Linked DNA regions of Homo sapiens: region 1 is linked to region 2. The links are chromatin contacts, found by Hi-C or POLR2A ChIA-PET in ENCODE. All regions are on one chromosome and are shown on one strand. Each heading gives the region's core, a stretch centred on a gene start or an enhancer-like site at or near the end of the contact. The rest is flanking DNA. Distances are from core to core; before and after follow the strand shown. Region 1 overlaps RBMS3 (RNA binding motif single stranded interacting protein 3). Region 2 has its middle 110 kb from the start of RBMS3-AS3.

Region 1 (7,276 bases), core at 3,747-6,246, 240 kb after region 2:
TGGGAAAGGTGGAGAGGCTATGCAACTTTTGAATGTATTTGCTATCTCTTAAGAGGTGTATTGGATTGGATAGATTGAAACAGTACTTGAATGTCCTCACAAAAATTCCAACTGAACCCACACATGATTTTTCCCCTGCTGCATATCCTAATTGTTACATTTTAAAGAACTAACATAATTTCTGGAGTGTCTTCCAGAGAGATGCAAATAAACACCCAGACTATGTTTAACAAACCTTAAAGTTATACTGTCAGTCATTGTGATGTTTGCCTAGAGGCAAATTAAATTAGGTATCTTCGGTGCAATTCTGAAGGAGACATTCATTCAGCATCGAGATCTGCTCTTGATGTGTTAAATGGTTGTGGCTCACAGTTGTGCTGTCTCCAAATTCATTCTGTTGAGACTGACCTTAAGATAATGTAAAAAAGCAATTAGTTTTAAACAGTAGGAGTGCCAACAGTGTGAAAGAAACAAATTACACGGTGGGATGATATTTTTAGTGATTTTTAAGGAGATTATTAAAAATGAAATCTGTACTAAAAGCTATGACTGTAGCTTTTAGTCACAAAAACTGACACAGAGCAATTCATTTATTTCAAACTGCTACAACTCCCTGAATGACAATCCAAGCCCCTTTCTATGTCTGGCTGAAAGGTGGTCTGGCTCATTAAACCACATCACAACTCCCCTGAATAATCAAGCCAAACAGTTTTTACACATGATTTGTTAAGTTCTACTCCTTTGCCTTGTCATTCAATATTTGAGCAAATATTTATAGCACACATATCATGAGCCAAGACTGGGCTTGATGTTGAAACTGTTTTTTGTAACCCTAAGCTAAACCCTGAACTGTGTTAAAAAATACAAGTTTATATGCACATACACATACACAAACATATATTTATAGTTTAATACTTTTTTTCATTAAACTAATTTTTTAGTTTTTGTTGACTACTTTCAGTTAGAAATCCCAAAATATTATTTTACTCCTTTGAAATTGTTAAGTAGTAAAACAATAGTTAAAATAGGCAGAATTTTTAAATTTGAAAATCAAATTTGTTGTCTGCATCACAGTCACTTACCTATATCCAGGTTTCTTTGGCCAAGGAAGAAATGACCTTAACTTTGTGAGTTAGATTACTATTTTTAAGCTCATATTCATGAAACTTAGATGCATGCTGATCTCCTTATAGATGGGTCTCCAGGTTGAAGTTCTGACTTGATGCAGAAGCTATGCAATACATTTTGTAGAATCAATGTACATTCCAATGCAGTTCAGTGATAAACTTAAAAACAAGAACAATACAAATGATAACAATGACCAACAATCACTGCACACTTGCTCACTGCCAGGGACTGTTCTAAAGTGGTTTAACATCTGCTCAGTTCACTGGATTATCACAACTGCCTAAGAAGGTTGATACTGGCCTTATTCTCAGTTTTCAGACATGGAAACTGAGGCACAGAGAAGTTAAATAACTTCTCCCAAAGTCACCTGACTAGCGACTGAGGTGTATGTACACGACCTTGGCAGTCAGTTTCAGAGTCCCCATTTCTTACCGCTGCATTCTGTGGCTGAACATTAAGGGTGATCTTTCTTATCAATCTACTCATGATAATTTGGTTAAAATATACATAGTCAAAAATCTTAGTCAAGGCAGCTACATTATGCTTATAATTTGATTTAAATATGCATATTATATAATAAATGCAATGTGATTAAATTATGTAGAGTCAAATAATCTTAATATAGAAAGCTGTTTTCAGGGCCCAACCATTTAGCCAGGTACTTAAATGTTTCTATATCTTTCTCCCTCTTCCCTCTAACAGATGATTGAGTTAGGCTTGAGCATTACACTTGCTTCTGTGGCTGAAATGCCACATATTTCTGCCCTGTTAGCACAGTCTTATTTTACAGTCAATGCAAATGATTATCCCCAAAGCTTGTCTGAATAAATCAATATCATGAAGTTATGCTGTTGTAATATTTTTGTGCATAAATATTCTAACTTGACTAATAATAGAATTCACACTATTAATGAAAATAACATTAGTAAATAAATATTAATATCCTTAAGAGACATTATGGAACTCAGAGGAGAGCAGTCCTAATTTACTCAATTTTCAAAGTCATTAGAAATTAGGAAAATTGGCTGGGCACGGTGACTCACGCCTGTAATCCCAGCACTTTGGGAGGCCGAGGTGGGCAGATCACGAGGTCAGGAGATCGAGACCATCCTGGCTAACACGGTGAAACCCCGTCTCTACTAAAAATACAAAAAATTAGCTGGGTGTGGTGGCGGGTGCCTGTAGCCCCAGCTACTTGGGAGGCTGAGGCAGGAGAATGGTGTGAACCCGGGAGGCGGAGCTTGCAGTGAGCCGAGATTGCGCCACTGCACTCCAGCCTGGATGACAGAGCGAGACTCCATCTCAAAAAAAAAAAAAAAAAAAAAGGAAGTAGGAAAATTATGTAAATAAAATGTTTCTGTTTAATGTACATTGGAATCACAGATCTCTTTTGACTTAAGTTTTTGATTAAGCACTTAATCTGTCTGTGCCTCAATTTCCTCATCTGTAAAATATTTGGAACAGTGTATGACATACCATAAGCACTATAAAAGTGATGGTTTAGGAAAAAAAATCTCTAAGGGTCAAGAAAATGTATGACCTATTCTTTGTACTTAATTGTTACAGAATAGACATTTGATAATGGTCTTTAAATTACCCTGTACTTTTAGGGGGGTTATATGTCATAGGCACAGACTTCTGACTCTCTAATGTCATTATGATACACTTTTTTTATATATATATTTTCTTTCTAAATCATAAAATGAGTTTACAGCAGCAGACCCCAGCTTTTCTGAGAAGTACCTACACTGTTATATTGTGTAATCGCTGTACCAACTAATATTTTTCGTCAGAATATGTACAATACAGAGTTGAAGAATCTGTATCAAAATGATCAGCTGTGATGAGCCTGAGCTAGAGGGCTTTTTCACAAAGCATGTTTTGTTCTCTGGTGAACTTATATTAGACCATGGCTGCCAACTTAAAATTCCTTTCTTTTAAGGATGCAATGTTGCATAATTAGTCTGCTATTGCAGTCAGGATGCTTGCACACTTTATTTTACTCCTGGTATAGAATGCAATAGACTATCAGAGTTGAAAGGAACCTCTGAGACCATCTAATTCAACTTGCTCGTAATATAGATGAGAAAACAGCCTCTGTCAGTTTTAATGTCGCACAGCAAGTTAGCTGTCCATTAGAATCTCAGAAATAAGTTTCATTTTAGAAAATCTCAGTTATTTTCTGTATAACAAATAGAAATAGATAAAAAAAAGTAGCTAAAAACAATAACTATTTTTTCTAATGATTCTTTTCATTGACAGAGCAGGCCTCTGCTCCACGTGGTACCAATTGGGGTTACTCCAGTCACTGAAGAGTTTGGCTGGGACACCTCAGTTGCGGCACCTCAGTACTTCTCTACCTGGACTCTTTTTTCATATATTATCTCATTCTCCAGAGTCTCTCCATGTGGCCTCCCTCTCTAGAAGGATATTCTGGGCCTGAAATGACATATGTTTCAGCCCTAACACAACACAGTCTTCATTGCAGTAAGTACAAATTATTGTCCCCAAAGCTTGTCTGAGTAAATCGACATCAGGAAATTATGTTGTTGGGATTATTTCCTTACAGCATAGTGGATGGGTTCCAAAAGGCTGAGTAGTTGGGTTCTAAACTACTTAGTTATTCTCTTGGGAGCATCCCAGGATAATAAGCTCCAATGTGTGGGAGTGCTTATCTAACCACTGCTTTATCATACTCGTGACTATCTTTTGGTTGCAGCAAATCTATGGCTAAACTCAGAGCTAATGTGAGAGTATACTGGACTGGGGTATGAATTATGGAAGATGTGGTTCACTTGAAGCATCAATGTGCCTGCCTATCAAAATGGCAGATAATTTATGTGGTCAAGGTCAAGGAGCAAGTTGCAGTATGTAACACATAATGTAATGCTACTTAAATTAATTGATTTTTTTTTCATTACTTCAGTATACTGTGCACTGTTATGGGTCTGTTATTGGATTGCAGAAAAGTTGAAACTTTCTAGAATTTGATGAGCCCTGGGAATGTTCACATTGGTTTTGGCAGCCACCGTTTCTTTCTTTCAGGTAATGAGATTGTACTAGAGTCAGGCAGCTCTCAACATTTCAACATTCAAATGTTTGACCATAAGACCAGAAAAGATCCAACATATTTAATAAAAAGTGAAGGCATGGAAATACTATTTTGGATATGTTTCACTAATAAAAAGAGCAAGACTTCAGTATTAGCCTTCTATTGGAATGTAAATTATTCTGACTTGAACCCACACTGAACTGCCTGCAGCCTGTAACTTAGAAGGAAAAAACAAAGTGCCACCACTGAACTGCTGGCCTTCTAACAAATATCACCTATTAGCATTCACAATGAAGGCAAGCATGAATCAGCATGAAAGTATACCCTATATAAGGTTTCTTTTAGCTTCTCTCAAGTCTTGACACACACCTGTGTCACTGACAGCTAGTATGCAAATTGCCTAAAAGCTCCATTAGGCTAGTCTAGGCAAGGAAGCCCATCTGTTCGTTCCGTGACACTTTCCCTCCTAGATCCTCATGTGGGAATATGTCCTTGAGACATGCAGATGGATGAATTTGCGCCAGTGTCTGGTACCACCAACCTTAGGGGAAGTTGTCACTTCTACTTGCTTTATTGCCTCTAATATTTGATGTCCTCTTCCTTCAGATGCCAAAGAATAAAATTTTAAATCTAAAACTTCAAAGGGTGGTGAAGGTTTTTAAATTCTGAATAGAAAGTACATATTACTTTTTAAGCACAAGAAAATGGAACATGATGAGCCCTCTGTTTAAAAATTATGGTATTCACTGGGTGTTTTTCAAAGCTGTGTGTGTGGTCTGGTGTTGACAGGAGAGAACATACAATTTCAAATTAGCTAGTGCTTGTCAGCTGTTGCTGATAGCTGTTGGAAGGTTTTGGGAAAGACAGGGGCACGGTGATATTTTGGCAAGCTTGCCTATTAAGGACATTTGCTGGAAATGACTTCATGATTCCTATCCCTTTCTTCTTAAAAAAAAAAAAAAAGCAACACAACTACATGTAAGCAATTGGAAAAGGAAATTCAACCACTTTTTTCTGGTGGTTTTTTGAGTAGACTCAAGTCTCTTGCCCATCTCAGATTGAAATCCCCAGAGAAAAGTTAGAAGTGGCAACAACATAATCAGAAAAGCAGCTATCCTTTGATATCTGATATCCATTCATCATAAACAGGCTTCTTTCATTTTGTTAATCTGGCCTAGCAGAAAGATCTACTCATATTTCATTCTCAACGAAGGTAAGGTGGCATAAAAGTAATGGTAATCTCACCTCCTGGGTAAAGAAAACATTACAAATCAGAAAATCGTTTTTAGAAGCATACAATAACTTGTAATCTGGAACCAGAAAGATAGATATTTCCTCTTTTGACAAATCCTCATTCTATAGCAAACAATGTATAAAGACATCTGACATGTTTAAGACAGGACAGAAATGATGCTTTTGATCATTTTGGCACTAAAATGATTCATGATTTTATCAGATTAGCGCCTGTTTTCCATTTTTCAGGAAATGGTCCAAAAGACATACTGTTTTTATTGACAGGACTTCCAAACTAGTTATTATTTGCTAATAATGTTGTGTTAAAAATCTGAGCAGAGTGTCTTGCCAGAGAGAGAGAGAGTGAAACTTTTATGCCCAACGGTGTTTGGATGAGCAAGATAATTACACCCTTGTCCATAGCAGATGCTCTGTTCTTCGCTTTGGCAGTTTCCCTGTTCAGTGTGCAAATAATTTTCTCTACTAAAGTTGGTAGCTATTTGCTACAAATATATTGCTTTTCCAGCAAAGAATGGATCTTTTCCATCACCACTCACAAATAGCAACTGAATTGACTGGAGTTTTTATTGTTTCAAACACATACACAAAACTGATGTGAAGCAGAAAGAAACTCATATGAATGCCCCATGTCTGTCAAAGGATGTGAATAAAATAAGTTATTTACCAAAATAGTTGAAAAACTACATTGTAACAATGATTTGAACTTATTTAAATTAAGACTTTTGAAGAAGTCAATGTTGATAGTCAAATATTTTTAAAATTCAAATGTGCATTTAGTTAGTTTATAATAGAAAAGACACTTATTTACATATATTGCAAACATCTTATGAGCTCTCTTAGCCCCTCTATTTCTGTAACAGGCAAAATTCACTTTGTACATATATAGTGAGACCAAAAATAAGGAGCTCATATTCCTCACAGTTTTGACAGTCATGTATGACTATGCTTGAAATGGGTGGGTGTATTCTCCCTGGCCAGTGATGAACGAATACATTTCCATAAGCCACTATGCTTGCTTTTTGGGTAGCCCAGATGCTGTGGTTTTGTCTGTAAGCAGTATGCTTGCAGGTGTTTTGGCAGAGAACTGCAGAAGGAGAAGGGTGGAGAAAATACATTTATTATAGTTCCCTTTTTTGTTCTTACCACAGCCCCAGAAGCATAAAGGCAAGTAGAACCACTCCTCAAGTTGCCATGTTTTCATAGATACATAAGGCAACATATACTTATCTAATAAAACTAATAATATAATTGGGGGTTAGGTTGATGAATTACCCCTGAGTCTCCCAAGAAGAATCATTGTTGACTAGACTTTTATGGTAAAATTCACCTTCCAGCCAAAGATTAATTAAGTGCCAACTGAAAGATTTTGTTCCAAGTATGTATATGTAAGTGCTGAGAATCAGAAGTGTGGCTGGCTGCGTGGCCTGTCCTCAACTCTTCAGCATTCCAGGGGTAGAAATATCTACTGAAGGACAAAATGTTTATCACCAGCAGGGACATGAGAAAAAAATGTCTCCTAGAACCTTAAGCAGGGAGGAGATAAATCTGTCTATGATAAAGGTTTCTCAGAGGAGGTGAAATTTGAATCCTGCCTTCAGGATGAATAGGCTTGGCTACTGGGGAACCAGGAGGAAGGCATTTTATATAGAACAGCAGCAGGAATCAGGAGGCAGTAGACTGCTCATTTTCAAATGGCTTTTTCAGAGCATGCTCAAATACTACTATTAGGTTAGACGGCACTGAAAAGAGAAGATGGCCCTGTTTGGACATTAATATTATTTCTCTTCTCACATAAGAAAAAGAGAGGCAGCAGAAAGCCAGGCGCGGTGGCTCACACCTGTA
Region 2 (7,036 bases), core at 1,653-4,152:
TAAAATTTGGTAACAACAGGTGAGCACAGCAAGTTCTTTCAATAAATATTTAGTGAGTGTCTATTGACATATTCCAATAGATGGAGAATTTACTTAGAGTGAGTATCCCTCACCTTCTTGTGCCTTCTGCAAGATCTAGTGCAGTACTGCTCACATGGTAAGTTGACAATAAATGCCTGTTATTCAATTGCTGATGAAGTAGTTTGTAACAAAGGCATGATAACATTCCACAGCATAAATCATACAATGCTGAAGACACATAACTTCTGGCAAGATTCCTTAGAGAGGATGCAGGAGGGGGTTATTGCAACTAAAGTTTTGTGATGGATAGGATAGTTCTTGGGTGATGATTATCATTTGTTACTACGATTTAGTGGTTACTCTATCCTTAGTTCTCTGATACTCAAAACAGTTTTTTAGTCTGTAATGATTTTCATGACTGGTAGAGAGTATATTCTGTGCTTGAGAATGAAAACTCCCAATAATCTGTGCCCTTTGAAGTAGAGATTCAATAAGTGGTACTAATATTAGAATGAACTTGCCAAGGGCAAACTACTCATGGTACTTTGCCATACTTTGCAGCATGGAAACAGTAATTTTATAGAATTTTCCACTAATAAGCCACTCCTTATGTCTTTGGCCGATGGGAATTAATTTTTTGGATACGGGGCCTAATTGAATTAGCTCATCACCTTAAGCTTATACTAATAAATTTGGTGATAGCCTTAAGCTCCCTGCCTTCTCAACTCAGTCCATTTGCATGGTCTTAGTCACTGATGACTTCTAAATCTCCAGGACAGAGCTTTCTACTGAACTCAAGATCCACAGAAATATCAAATATATCACTATTTTTCTGTTTATTAAAATGTCTGCCTTTCTTGCTAATTATTAATATCTATAAAAGCAGAGTCTGTGTCTTTCTTTCTCATGGTTGTACTCCCAGCTTCTACACAGTATCTGGCCCGCTGCCAGCCCCATTAAATGTTTAATGAATGAATAGGTTTTTTTGTGGACCATCGTGTACCAGACATGGTATTAGGTGCAGAGATAAGATTATTAACTCCTGCCCTAGCATCACTTATGGTCTAGCATTGACATTTCTCTTAAAACAGATAAACTAGCTTACCTCTTGATGTTAAACTATTAAAAGACTTGTAAGAATCGTTTTCAATGTATCGTCATTTTTATAGGCTAATTTCATTTTGGGGAATCAGCCCATTTCAGTCGCAGTTACTCTGGGGCTGTGGGACTGTCCTCCAGGGATGTTCTGTATGACTTTATCTTCCACACACTCACGCAGGAGCACTAGTGTGCTTGGGTTCATTGAATGTGCACTGAGCCAGAAATGAGCTGTAGAGTAACTTTTAGGAGGGAAAAGGAAAATGAGTATTAGAATCAATTACTCAAATGTAAAGAAATTAGCCTATGCTACTTTTTTTTTCATTTAGAAAGAGAGGAAGGAAGGAACAAAGAAAGAAATGGAGGATGGAAGAGAGTGATGGAAGGAAGGAGGGAGGGAGGAAAATTGAGAGAGAGGAAGGGGGGGAAGGGAAGGAAGTAGAAAAGGAGAGGAGACAAGGCTTTCACAAATTTCTGTCCGTAAACAAGGTTATATGTTTATATTGTTTTAAGAATAAAAAATAATAGTAGCTTTTAAATTCAATAATAGTTATTAACATCATGTAATGAGTACAAGAAACTCTATTATATGCTTTATTAACTTATTTAATCCCAATGACAATCTTAGAAGGTGGGTTCTATTATTAGTCCAATTCTACAGATAAAGAAAGGGAGGCACAGGAAGGGTACAGGAGTTTATCAAAATTAGAGAGCTGGGGGTAAGCAGCATTATGCTGATCACAGCAGTCAGCCCCCAGAACCTGCGCTCTGAACAACTTTTCTCTACTGTTCTCTTTTTCAACATGCTTTTATGGAATATTATCTATGTACCAGATACTTTCACATACCTCATTTTATTTTAACTTCCACAGTAACCCAATGAGCCAGGGATTTTCAGATGAGGGGAGGGTGCAGAGTTTTGGAGTGACTTACTCAGGATCATTAAGTAGAAATGGGCATGGTTAAAATTCGTGTCTAGGCTTTAAGTCTAACACCTACCTATCCTTTCCCAGCTAAAGCAACTGGCAGAATTTGAAATTGCCTCTCCATTCACATTCATGCCAGAAACCCTTGTTCTAATCTCTGAAGAACTCTGAGTCGTTGTAATAATTAGTATTTAATAGTAGACAGAGCTTCTTCTTATTGTGTCCTAATAGAGGTTTCCTAGTCACTGAGTGGCAATTCCCAATTTTTAGGAGACAGTATATGAGGAGTCAAAGCAGATCAGGAGATTCCCTGGTCCTAGCAGATGTAAGTAGGAGGGGTCACCTGGTATAACCTTGCTGGTCTAGGGACAGTCTTCAGTGGGAGCTCTGGAAGCACAGCATGGCTGGCAAGAGCCCTAAAACATGTCTTCTAGAGCACAAAAAATGTTCTATCACATTCCACCCTTTGAAGTTTTGAAGCTTGACAATAACAATAAAATTAAGTGCCAGAAAGCACCATGTTTTATGATTATTTGATAAAAAGGGCCTCTGATAAGCAAAGCTCACTCAGATACTTTATGTTTACAAGTCATAAAACAAGTGATGTTGGAAAAATAAAGACAATCCCCATGTCAAGGGAGTAACAATAACAATAACAAAAAAGCCTGACTTTCCTCAGAGAAGCAAATCTACGGAGACCAAGCTAGAGACTCATCTTTGAGGAATGTTACAAAAGATAATGTCAAAGAAGAGAAGATATATTTTCTCTTCCTCCGGGGTGACAGGGTATGAGAAGAACTTAAAAGTTTCTACCCATTTCCTTGTGCAGCCTCCTTCCTTTTGAATGCCATGATTTAGATCCCTTTATAAGGATTTATTTGAAAGAAGCTTCTTATACCATAAGGGCAGTTTGTCTCTCTCTTTTTTAGGCCTTTGTAAATGAACAAAGTAACCACTTGTCCCACACAGGGTGCAAAGAGAGGTTTGGTATGGGTTTTACTGTCCATTCAGGCTCTGTATTCAGCAAGTTGTAAGTGAAATCTTTAGAAACCACATAGTGGGAATCCTTTGCTTGGGGCACGGGGTGGGGAGGTAACTTTGAAAAACCTATTGAAACTCTGAGAGCTGTTGGGTAGAAACTGTTCTTTTTAGACTTCCTCACAGGCAGTACGGGAAATAAACACACACAGGAAGTCGTTTAGCCTCTCCGTGAACTTTATGTTGACATTTGCTTACCAAAAAGTCCATTGTGGGTACTTAAAAAAAAATGCATGCACATGTGTGTGTATCAGTACACACACACACACAACACACAACACACACATATACACACACGTATGTAAACATTTTTTAATTCTCCCAAATCATGATGTTCATAATGAATACTGCTAAAATAAAACCAACAATGGGGAAAAAAAAACACAAAAAATATAGGTGTAGAAACCTATAACACTATGTTTTTGGAGTAGAAGCTACATATACATGATATATTTCTAAACAAATATTTAAGAATCTGCTGCATGGCCTTTCTCACATATTCTTTGCAGTGTTTTATAATAACTTCTTGACTTACAATGTCATTATTTATGTATAATGTTTGGTTCAGGCTTTTTATCTTTACTTATGTGATTATGGCTTTAGAACTGAAACGACGTTAAAATCTTCAATGGAGGGTCACTGAATCCTTAATGTGAAGTGGAAATGCTGATTTGAAAGCCAAAGATGAAGGACAATAAATGCATTTTACAGTGGAAAATGAAAAGACATAAACAAAAGGGAAGATTACCAGTGTCTAAAAAGTAACCACTGGCGGGGCGCGGTGCACTTTGGGAGGCCGAGGTGGGCGGATCACCAGGTCAGGAGATCGAGACCATCCTGGTTAACACGGTGAAACCCTGTCTCTACTAAAAGTACAAAAAATTAGCCGGGCGTGGTGGCAGGCACCTGTAGTCCCAGCTACTTGGGAGGCTGAGGCAGGAGAATGGCATGAACCTGGGAGGCAGAGCTTGCATTGAGTCGAGATAGCGCCGCTGGACTCCAGCCTGGGCAGCAGAGCAAGACTCCATCTCAAAAAAAAAAAAAAAAAAAGTAACCATTTGGTTGTTAGGAATATAAATTATTCAAGCTAGCGAAGACAAAGCGGGAGTCACTGGAATGATACACAGGATTCCTATGAAACATGTGACACATCTTATCAGAACCAGAAAGTCCTTGGTTTCTCTCTCTGAGCCACATGGTCCTTCAGCTCTGCTTCTTTCTGTGCATCTGCTCCTTCCATTTTGCCTAGTCAGTGGTCATTTAATTGCAATTTCTACTCAAGATCTTCTAGGCAGAAAAGAATAACTTAATATTTGGATAAAGGAATGCCTTATGGAGCTCAGAATCAGTAGTGGATCCAGGTATTGCAAGAAACTGGAGCCAAAAACTAAGAAGCCATCCAGAACTGAAACATTTCTTTCACTACCTTTGAATAAAATCTTCTCTTATCTCTATTATGGTCTATACTTTTTCTTTCTCCCTCTCCCCGTCTCAGACCCCTGCCTCTCTCACTCCTGCTCTCTGTTATCCCTTCCCAGACAGACTTTTTTTGTCTGTGGCTTCATTCACACAACTAAATCCCAGTTTTTCCTTGACATCACTTCTTAATTCGAATTCCCTATAGAGATTTATAATTCATCACATGATATTTCTGTATTTCCAGAAAAGACATCTGATTGGTTCAGTCTTGTTCAGGCCACTACCTGGTTCACTCAGACTCAAGTTGGGGAAGTCACCTGGAATAACCATGTTTGTATTAAAATGTGCTTCAGCGGGAGCTGTAAGAGGACTAGCTGGACTGCAAAGGCTGCAGAAACATGTCTGCTACAATAATTATTATAGGATACTCTGGTCTACTAGTATATGTAGTATACTCCAAATATTTTAATAGTACTTACCAGAAAGGGCATAAATTCTCCTTAAGACTAAAGCAATATTTTTAATTAGAATATACATAAAGTGGTTTCAGTGTAAATTTATTGGCTAGTTCTAGAATTATCTTGCAATTTCTTCTTGCTGAGGACCTTCACCAATAGTGACTTAGTGACTTTTTTTTTTTTTTTCTTGAGATGATGTTTCACTCTTGTCACCCAGGCTGGAGTGCAGTGGCCCGATCTCAGCTCACTGCAACCTCTAACTCCCAGGTTCAAGCGGTTCTCATGCCTCAGCCTCCTGAGTACCTGGGATTACAGGCATGTGTCCCCAAGCCTGGCTAATTTTTTGTATTTTTACTAGAGACAGGGTTTCACCATGTTGGCCAGGCTGGTCTCAAACTCCTGACCTCAGGTGATCTGCCCTCCTCGGCCTCCCAAAGTATTGGAATTACAGGTGTGAGCCACCATACCCGGCCCTGAGTAACTTTTAAAGGAGACAAATATGGCATCATCACTGATAGCTGAACCTGAGGTAACTTTAGTACATTATCACATGATATTCATATTAGCAACAGGAAAAGATGGTATTATTCTATAACAGCAAGCAGTTCCCATTCCTGCATCTTATAACAATCTTCTGCTCTTTTGGATCATTGACTTTCTCTACATATTTATATTACCATATACCTATAATGGTTTCTCTTTTAATCTCCCTTTCACAGTGGGATATGTGGTGCAGAAATACAGAAATGTTAAGGACATTTCTGAGCTTTATTCTTTCGACACAACAGATTGTTAATAAGATAATTAACCATAATTCTGTTTCCTTTGAACCTTTAATCCTTAGCTCTGTATCCTTACTAGTTGGTGTGTCCTTAAGCAAGTTGCCCGAACTCTGTACATTCCAATTTCTTCATCAGTAAAATGTGAATAATAACACCTACAACATTAGATTGTTCTGATGATTCAGAGAGACAATGCATGAAAGATCTGTAGAAGCAGGTGTTCAATTAATATTGATATTATGATTATAACCATTGCACTTATTATTCTTAGAGTAAGTATTCTTAGTATACTTATTCTAAGTAAGTATTATTCTTACTTAGTTGATAGTAGTAACTGATTCACATTGCCCCATCCTCATCCCTGGCTCATCTCTGGTTTCAGCTGCAACTATGATGGACAGTTCTACCTCACCTAGCACTTGACAGCATCCTGCCCGATTTTACTTGTGTACCTTTCCACTTTCTGCCCATGGGCTTTCTCTGATGCCAAGGGAGCTTGTTTTCTCATGCCCAGACACAGCTTGGAAGTACTGGCAGGATGATTCCCTTGAGGGCAACCCTTACCCAGTGGCAAAATCTCTAGCTCTCATCTTTCAGTAGACAATTCTAGGTGACATTTTGAACACTTCTCAGAGGCCTCAGCAGGATCCAGGGCCTTTACCTTTGTAAACCGAAAAGTATCTGAGACAGGCTTCAATTCAGAAGTGTATTTTTCCAAGGTTAAGGACATGCTCATGACACAGCCTCAGAAAGTCCTAATATGTACCCAAGATGGTCACACTACTGCTTGGTTTTATATATTTTAGGGACATATAAGACATCAATCAATACATATAAGATGTACATTGCTTCAGTCAGGAAAGGTGGAACAACTCGAAGTGGGTGGGTGGGGCTTCCAGGCCATAGGTGGATTCAAAGATTTTCTGATTGCCAATTGGTTGAGTTTACCTAAAAGCATAGAATCAATAGAAGGGAGTGTCTGGGTTTAAGATTAAACGTTATGGAGACCAAGGTTCTTATTATTCAGATGAAGCCCCAGGTAGCAAGCTTCTGAGAGAATAGATTGTAAATGATTTTATCAAACTTAAAAAGTTGCTACACTCTTAGTTAACTTATCTCCTGGATAAGAAAAGACCTCGAAAGGGAAGGGGATTCTCCACAGAATATAGATTTTTCCCACAAGAAATGGATTTGCAGGCCCATTTCAAAATATATCAAAGAAATATTAGGCATAATATGTTGGTGCAAAAGTAATTGGTTACTAATATTTGTTACAACCCAATATTAAATATAC

Evidence for each region. Hi-C counts contacts between places; a loop is a spot of excess contacts on that map. ChIA-PET counts read pairs that join two places held with the same protein, here RNA polymerase II (POLR2A).
Region 1: a loop to region 2 is called in a map of Right ventricle myocardium inferior, with 1.9 times the contacts of the local background. The contact joins two enhancer-like sites. A Hi-C loop is called at or near these places in 1 of 168 maps with a recorded cell type or tissue (Right ventricle myocardium inferior). POLR2A ChIA-PET finds 5 or more read pairs at or near these places in 1 of 52 experiments (naive thymus-derived CD4-positive, alpha-beta T cell).

What each region holds. Positions count from the first base shown.
Region 1 is chr3:29,405,840-29,413,115 of GRCh38, forward strand. The region is part of intron 1 of RBMS3 (RNA binding motif single stranded interacting protein 3); the gene reads left to right. Among named protein-coding and RNA genes, the nearest start is that of RBMS3, 130 kb to the left of the region's middle. Within about 2 kb of position 4,997, at least 2 of the 41 ENCODE cell types and tissues checked have a DNase peak (open chromatin) inside an H3K27ac peak, as active enhancers do.
Region 2 is chr3:29,168,674-29,175,709 of GRCh38, forward strand. No RefSeq gene overlaps it. Among named protein-coding and RNA genes, the nearest start is that of RBMS3-AS3, 110 kb to the right of the region's middle. Within about 2 kb of position 2,903, at least 2 of the 41 ENCODE cell types and tissues checked have a DNase peak (open chromatin) inside an H3K27ac peak, as active enhancers do.